Regions from separate parts of the Homo sapiens genome. Here all the other regions are linked to region 2. The links are chromatin loops, found by intact Hi-C in ENCODE. Cell type or tissue: mammary epithelial cell. All regions are shown on one strand.

What was found. Peaks named below come from ENCODE experiments on the same cell type or tissue, not always from the same donor. Only the 100,000 strongest peaks of a DNase experiment are listed, where the experiment ranks them.
Region 1: it touches region 2 in a loop (16-fold over the local background); 4 of 110 quality-filtered maps call a loop at or near these places.
Region 3: it touches region 2 in a loop (16-fold over the local background); 14 of 110 quality-filtered maps call a loop at or near these places.

The regions. Positions count from the first base shown.
Region 1 is chr1:228,377,355-228,379,854 of GRCh38, reverse strand. It overlaps OBSCN (obscurin, cytoskeletal calmodulin and titin-interacting RhoGEF), which reads right to left. Exons shown (of 116, transcript NM_001386125.1): 113 at 2,143-2,366; 114 at 1,849-1,924; 115 at 1,435-1,584; 116 at 979-1,237. The coding sequence ends at 1,060. Among named protein-coding and RNA genes, the nearest start is that of TRIM11-AS1, 16 kb to the left of the region's middle. RefSeq lists an enhancer at 1,188-1,257. In mammary epithelial cell, a CTCF peak has its summit at 1,046; no DNase peak of the experiment used is centred here; H3K4me3 peaks cover 1,548 bases.
Region 2 is chr1:228,129,831-228,132,330 of GRCh38, reverse strand. No RefSeq gene overlaps it. Among named protein-coding and RNA genes, the nearest start is that of GUK1, 9.2 kb to the left of the region's middle. In mammary epithelial cell, a CTCF peak has its summit at 1,166 (motif pointing left); a DNase peak (open chromatin) is centred at 1,160; H3K4me3 peaks cover 303 bases; H3K27ac peaks cover 474 bases.
Region 3 is chr1:228,189,942-228,192,441 of GRCh38, reverse strand. It overlaps LOC124904536 (a long non-coding RNA gene), which reads right to left. Exons shown (of 2, transcript XR_007066917.1): 1 at 1-2,500. Among named protein-coding and RNA genes, the nearest start is that of OBSCN, 17 kb to the left of the region's middle. In mammary epithelial cell, no CTCF peak of the experiment used is centred here; no DNase peak of the experiment used is centred here.

The DNA.
Region 1 (2,500 bases), 250 kb before region 2:
ACGTCAGCCTTGTTGCTGGGGACAGTGGAGATCATATCCCCACCCCGGGAACCCTGGGGCTGCTCGAGAAGAGGATGCTATGAAGAGCTGACTGTTTTGGTGATTAAAAGGAGTGTTTAAAACAACCGGGCCTCATTCTGGGTTGCATGCTGTCAGAGAGAGCCAGGACAACTCCATCACTGGATGTCCCCATAAATCTAAGCTGGCCAGGAATCAGCATGACCCATTTTAGCCAAGAGGGGTCGGTTAGCCTCCTCTCCATCTATGCTTAGACATAGGTATGAGGGGCCTGGCCTTGTGTCTGAGGGACCTCTGCAAAAGGTTTTATGTGCAAGAGGAGAAGGCCCTCCCTGCCAGCTCCCAGGTCTCCTGGGCTGCACCTATCTCAAGTTCCCTTTCCCACGTCAAAGAATAGGAGAAAGGACATTCAGCAGCGTTTGAGAGACAACGCGCGCACCCCACGGCCCAGGCTTCCTGCACTCCTGGCAAGGGGCAGGGCGGGGCTCGGCCAGCGTAGTCATTGCCCATGGAATCTCAAACACTGGGTTGCTTTTCACCGAGGCCACGCGCCAGCGACTCTGAAGCCTCCTCTCCTCCAGCGGATCGTGGCCCGCGGCTTCTCGCCCTCGCTTGCACGCTTTGCCCAAGAACTCTTCCCGGGGCAGAGAAGTTGTGGAAACAAGCGGCTGGCCCGACGGCGGAGAAAGCGGGCTGCGGGGCTGCAGGTCAGCGTGATGGAAGAGAGGAAGGCGCACGGCGGGTGGAATAAACGCGCATGGGTGTGAGGACGGAGACGCCCCGAGGGGCTGAACGCGCGGAGCATCGGAGTGAGGGAGCGACCCCTAAGGACGCCTTCTAAGGGGCTCACAGGCCCAAACACAGCGGGGCAGCCTGATCGGCGCCCCAGCCAGAAAGGCGGGGACAGAGCCCTCACTCCCTCTCCTCCCCAAAAGAAAATAATGCAACGAGACGGAAGACTTCTCGCCCGGCTGTGCGTTTTTATTGGCGCGTCTGCAGCGACCCCCAGCGGGGAGACCAAGGGTGTGGCCGGGGCGACCCTCAGCGCACCTGGGCCAGGTTGTGCCTCTTGTACAGCAGCGCGCGTCTCTTCTCGCGATTGCGCACGAAGACGCGCAGCCGCGCGGTAGGGAAGGTCACGGGCGCGGGCCGCGAACAGGCCGGGCCCTCCTCTGTTAGCCACGGGCACTGCAGGCAGCTGGACGCGCAGGGCCGGCCCCTGGGACGGACATAGGCTCAGCACGTGGCCCAGCGGCGGGAGGGGTGTGGGGAAGGCAAGTGGAAAAGGGGAGAGGGGGAAGGGAGAGTACCGAGGGGAAAGGGAGTGGGGGGGCGGGGCGGGGCGGGACGGAAGGAGGAGGGGGCGGGACGGGAGGAGGGGGCGGGGAGAAGGAGGAGGAGAGGGGCGCGCCTTACCAGGGCTGGGCGCACAGAGTGCTGCGCAGGAAGGCCACGGCGCCCCCGGACAGCCCCGCGTAGCAGCGGCTCAGCCGGACCAGCCCCTTGCGCAGTCCTCTCTGCAGGTCGCGTGCACCCTCGCTGCTCACCGGGTACTCGGCGCTCAGCCTGCGCAGGTGGCGGGTGCACGGGCCCTGAGGTCACCCTCCTTGGGTAGACCAGGGCGGAGGGGGAGGGGATGCAGGAGCACTGAGGTCACCCTCGGGTGGCCGGTGCAGGGGCCGTGAGGTCATCCTCGGGTGGACGAGGGTGCAGGGGCCGTGAGGTCACCCTCAGGTGGACGGGGGTGCAGGGGCCCTGAGGTCACCCTCGGGTGGAGGGGGGAGACTGCCCCGCCCACCTAGCAACCCCCAGACAGGTTGGAGGACTCACATGATGAAGGCTGTCACACCGATGGCCCAGATGTCTGTCTGTGGAACAGCCCCCTGGCCCTCCAGGAGCTCTGGAGCTGGGAGGGGCACATGTGGTTGGGCTCAGGTGGAGGGACACAGGTGGTGGGCATGAGTGAGTGGTCCCAGGTGGGATAGGTGGGGCACAGGTGTGTGGGCCAGGTGTGTGGCTGAGTGGGTGGCAGTGGAGCTGGGAGAGAGGACAGCACTGGAGGAGAGGGGGCTTCTTCCTGCCCCCCGCCCCAGGTGAGGTCCCCCCAACTGTCCACACACGCACCCATGGTCTCTAGGTAGTCCTTGAACTTGTCTGAGGGCAGCACCTTCTCCTGGCTGAGGCTCTGTGCATTGCCCAGGTCCACGACCTTGAGCAGGTTGTATTCGGTGATGATCATGTTCTCGGACCTCAGGTCCAGGTGCAGGATGTGCTGGTTGTGCAGGTACTGGGTGGCACTCAACATCTGCCACAGGTAGTCCTTCACCTCGGATTCTGAGTAGGAGGCCCTGGGGGGCAGAAGCTGCTCAGCCCAGGCTCCGGGGTGGGGGCCACCAGGGCCAGGGCTGAGACTACTCCCCGTGGACTGGGAGGGGCACTGGCTGTGCAGAGGGGCCTGGTCCTCCAGCCCCACCCCAGAGGC
Region 2 (2,500 bases):
CCTTGCAGACAGAGTTGTTTTCTTTCTAGTAGTTTAATCCCATATGTTATTACAACTTTTAACTGTTAGAATCTTAATTTCTAGAACACTAGCAAGCATTGTGGTGAACTTATATCAGCATTCACCATTTCATAATTTCTGGAAACAATATTTCATGTTACTAGACCTAAATGCACTTAGCTTTTCTATACCATATAAAAACACGATGCCAAAGTGTTTAAACTTATGCTTAGTAACTAATGTTTCAGTATGCTAACTTACTTAAGACATATTTATACCCATGTGAAGAAAGTGTCTGGATAAAGTCCATCTGCCAAACCCTGAGTGGCCCATTAGGCAGGTCAGAATGGCCAAGGGCTGTTCACACTGGCTTTCCAGCATTGATTTCAAAGCAGGTCTGGCAGGTCAGGTAAGCCCTTTTTAGCAAGTCCATTGACGTGGCCCCACCAGTACTATTCATAAAGGTGATCCTCTTTTCCATAGCCCCATGGCTCAATTCATGCATAATACTTAACAGAAATTTCATGGAGAAAAGTACAGGTAAAAGTAAAAGGACAGGCCTTTTACTTGGTCCACACCAGAGTTCCTCTCTATCACTGAACCATCAGCCTGTATTTTTCCCGTTGTGGTTTTTTTGGCCTCTGGTGCTGGATAATGTTCATCTTTAGTCATGGTTCTAAGATCATCCTTTGAAAATCTTTCCAGCTGGAAAATTACACCTTATGTCTTCATAAGAGGAAGAGAGACCACCCCCCTCACCATATGATGTCCCGAGCCACCTCCCTTAGGACTCTGCAGGGAGTCCCCACCAGCAAGAAGGCCCTCACCAGATATGCCCCCTTGACTTTGGACTTCCTAGCCTCCAGAACTGTGAGAAATCCGTAGGACTCTTAAGGGCAGCATTCTTAGCAACATTCTCAGCAAGGTAGTATCCTCTAGCCTCCACGGAGTCTAGTTTCAAATGGCCTGGAACCTTTATCATGGCCACAGCAGCAGGTATTTGTATTGCATATAATAAATCATAAGGTTCATTATTGAAAGTGAGGAAACCTGTTTCCACAACATTCCAAAATCATGAGCAACTCCAAATACTTACCTGCTATCTGTGTAATGGTTAGCAGATTTCCCCTTAGCGAGAAAGCAGGCTCCAGTGAGGGCAAATAGCTCCACCTGCTGGGCTCAAGTGGCTGAAGGTCAAGAGGCTGCTTTCCCAACCTCAAAGCAAGTGGGCGTAGCATGACCTGCAGGATATTCACCGCGATCATCCTGCAGGTATGAGCTATCTGTGAACCGGGATAGTTTCACATAGTCCAGGGGAGTTTTCTGTAAATCCTTTCGGGAAATCAAAAGATGATCCACTGGCCGGGCGCGTTGGCTCACGCCTGTAATTCCAGCACTTCGGGAGGCTGAGGCGGGCGAATCACGAGGTCAGGAGATCGAGACCATCCTGGCTAACACGGTGAAACCCAGTCTCTACTAAAAATACAAAAAAGTTAGCCGGGCGTGGTGGTGGGCGCCTGTGATCCCAGCTGCTTGGAAGGCTGAGGCAGGAGAATGGCGTGAACCTGGGAGGCGGAGCTTTCAGTGAGCCGAGATCGGGCCACTGCACTCCAGCCTGGGCGACAGAGCGAGACTCCGTCTCAAAAAAAAAAAAAAAAAAAAAAAAAAAAAGATGATCCACTAAAATCAGACAGTGGCATCTCATCCCAGAGTAGAGAGGAAGGAGAGTGGTGGGATTAAGTTTATTACAGCAAGAGAAAGTAATATGGGGAGTGGTTAACAGAAGGGTCTCATAAAAGGTGAGGTGGCTAGAAGAAAATGTGGCACAAAAATGGTCCAAGGAGATCCCCTGACGACTTCTTTGGTGGATTTGACCCACAGGGTGGTGGCAGGGATAGCCCTCAGACAAGGAGATCTGCAAGCTCCCAGGTCCCACTGTTCACTGTAGTATCATATGGGAATATGCTGATTTTCATGCTTTTAAAAAATTTTCAATTTAAATTTTCTTCAGAGACAGGGTCTCACTCTGTCACTCAGGCTGGAGTGCAGTGGCGTGATCATAGCTCACTGCAGCCTTCAACTCCTGGGTTCAAGTCATCCTCCCACCACAGCCTCCCAAGTACATGGGACTACAGGTGTGCTACTATGCCTGGCTAATATTTAATTTTTTTGTGGGGGGGGGGGTCTCGTTATGTTGCTAAGCCTAGTCCCAGACTCCTGTCTTAAGTGATCCTCCCACCTCAGCCCCCCAGCCATGGCCAGCTGCGTGCTTCTCAGTTAAAACTGCCAGGGTGCTTCCTTCTTTTTCATGTACAGAAAGGAAAAATTGGGGGTTGTGTCGCTTCTCGGCCTTTTGGCTAAGATCAAGTGAAGAAGAGGAGTTGCCTTAGTCTCCTGTTGATGTGACTGAATACCTGAGACTGGGCAATTTATAAAGAAAAAGAATTTATTTCTCACAGTTCTGGAGGCTAGGAAGTCCAAAGTCAAGGGGGCATATCTG
Region 3 (2,500 bases), 60 kb before region 2:
AGAAACGGGTGTGGCCAATACACAGAGGGACAGACGGGGCTCAACCCATTCCCAGTCGGGAAATTAAATCCAAGAAACGCCTCTGCTGACCCGTCCACCTGGCGCCTGGGCTGCAGGCCGTGTGTCCACAGGCCATGTGCCCGCAGGCTGTGTGCCTGCAGGAGGAATGCAAACCCTCACCACTTGGTATCCCCTCGCAGCGGCCCTCCATTCTCTGCAGCAGAACGCTTATTGGGGACTGCAGGGAAAAAAGCGTCATTTTCCTCCACTAAGGACAGTTTCTGAACAGTGCCCCCGCCCTGCCCCACAGTGGAAGACTGCAGACCCAGCACCCTATGGGCCCCCAGCCGGGGGTCCTTCCTGGGCTGGTTGGGTTTGGCCTCGAGTACATTGCGACGCTGTGAGGAGGGCCAGTTGCGACACTGTCAGTGACTGCTTGAAAACGGAATGAACTGTCTGTCCACCCAGGTGATGTGAGTAGCACTACTCACAATGGACACGAGGTGGAAGCAGCCCAGGCATCAGATGAATGGATAAACAAAATGACAAACAATCTGATCTTAAAACGGACAAATGACTCAAACACTTCTCCAGAGAAGACACACAACCAACCAAAAAGTACATGGGAAGGTGCTCAACATAGTAACTAGAGAAATGCAAATCAAACCACAATGAGAAATTACCTTGTACCAGGCCAGGCACAGTGGCTCACGCCTGTAATCCCAACACTTTGGGAGGCTGAGGCAGGTGAGCTTGAGCTCAGAAGTTTGAGACCAGCCTGGCCACATGGTGAAACCCCATCTCTACTAAAAATACAAAAATTAGCCAGGCATGGTGGCACACGCCTGTAGTCCCAGATACTCAAGAGGCTGAGGCAGGAACCTGGGAGGCAGAGGTTGCACTCCAGCCTGGGTGATAGTGTGAAACCCAGGCTCAAAAAAATAACAATAATAAAATAAAAAAGAAATTACCTCGTATCCATTAGGATGGCCACTATCCAAAAGCAGAAAATAACAAGTGTTGGCAAGGATGTGGAGAAACGGGAATGCTTGCACACTGCTGCTGGGAATGTAAAATGCTGCAGCTATAATGAAAAACAGTATGGAGGTTCCTCAAAAAATGACACACAAAACTCCCACATAATCCAGCCATTCCACTTCTGGATAGATACCCAGAGGAATTTTATTCTATTTTTGTAGCAGTGGGGTCTTACTATGGTGCCTGGGCTGGTCTCAAACTCCTGGCCTCAAGTGATCCGCCCATCTCAGCCTCCCAAAGCGTTGGGATTACACATGTGAGCCAACATGCCCAGCCTTGCCCAGAAGAATGGAAAGCAGGGTCTTGAAGAGATATTAACACACCCATGTTTACAGCACCACTATACACAGTAACCAAAGGTGGAAACAACCCACATGTATACCCACAGATGAATGGATAAAAACAATGCCGGCCATCCACACGATGGAATAGTATTCAGCCTTGAAAAGGAAAGGGATGCTGACACGAGCTATGACAACATGCTGAATGAAATGCAGCAGACACAAAAGGACAAATCCCATGTGATTCCACTCATAAGAGGCCCCTGGAGTCGTCACAGTCACAGAGGCAGAAGAGAGAATGGTGGTTCCAGGGGCTGAGGAGGGTATGGGGAGTTGGTGTTTGATGGGAACAATTTCAGGCTGGGAAAACAAAGGAGGTCTAGAGATGGGTGGTGGCTGCACAACCCCGTGAATGTGCTGAATACCACTGAATGAGACATTTAAACATGGTTTAAAAGGGTACTTTTTATGTGTATTTCACCACAATTTTTAAAAATAAAAATTTTTTAAACTAATTTCTCATATTTCATCAATTCTGAGAACTCTTCCTCCTGCATTCCAGCCAGGCACATGGGACATGCCTCTGTTCAATGCCACCCCATGGTCACCATCAGACACACAGGGCTCCGTTCTCATGGGCACTGGTACGTCCCCACCCAGAGGCCTCCTCAACTGACCCCGAGTGAGCTGAGACCACAAAGCTGGGCTCAGACTCGCAGGGACTCGTCGGGAGAACGTGGCTGCTCCCTGGTGACCACAGCCTCAGAAACGCAGCCAAATGCCCGGGACTCACGTCCGGGACTCATGCCCTGGAAGCCCATCCTGTTGTATCAGAGCAAAATGAACCAGAGAAGCCGCTGGTTCAGAAGACGCTGCTCTGAGATTTCTCAGAAGGGTCAGGGGAGGAAGGTCAGCGTTCACATTAAATTAATTCTCCCAGCTGTAACTGTTGGTCCTCTGCTGGACCATGGCCACGCCTGTTATTGTCCCTGATCTGAATGCTGGGTGAAGGAAGGGACCATGATCTTGCCCACAACGCCTGGGCCCCACAGGTTGGCTCTCCCCATGCAGAAATAATAAGCAGGGCCATGAGGCATGAGGACCAACTCTGGGGCACATGGCCAGGACATAGGCCACAGGGATCCAGAGGACGTCCTGAGAGTTGTTGAGGCCACGTGGCA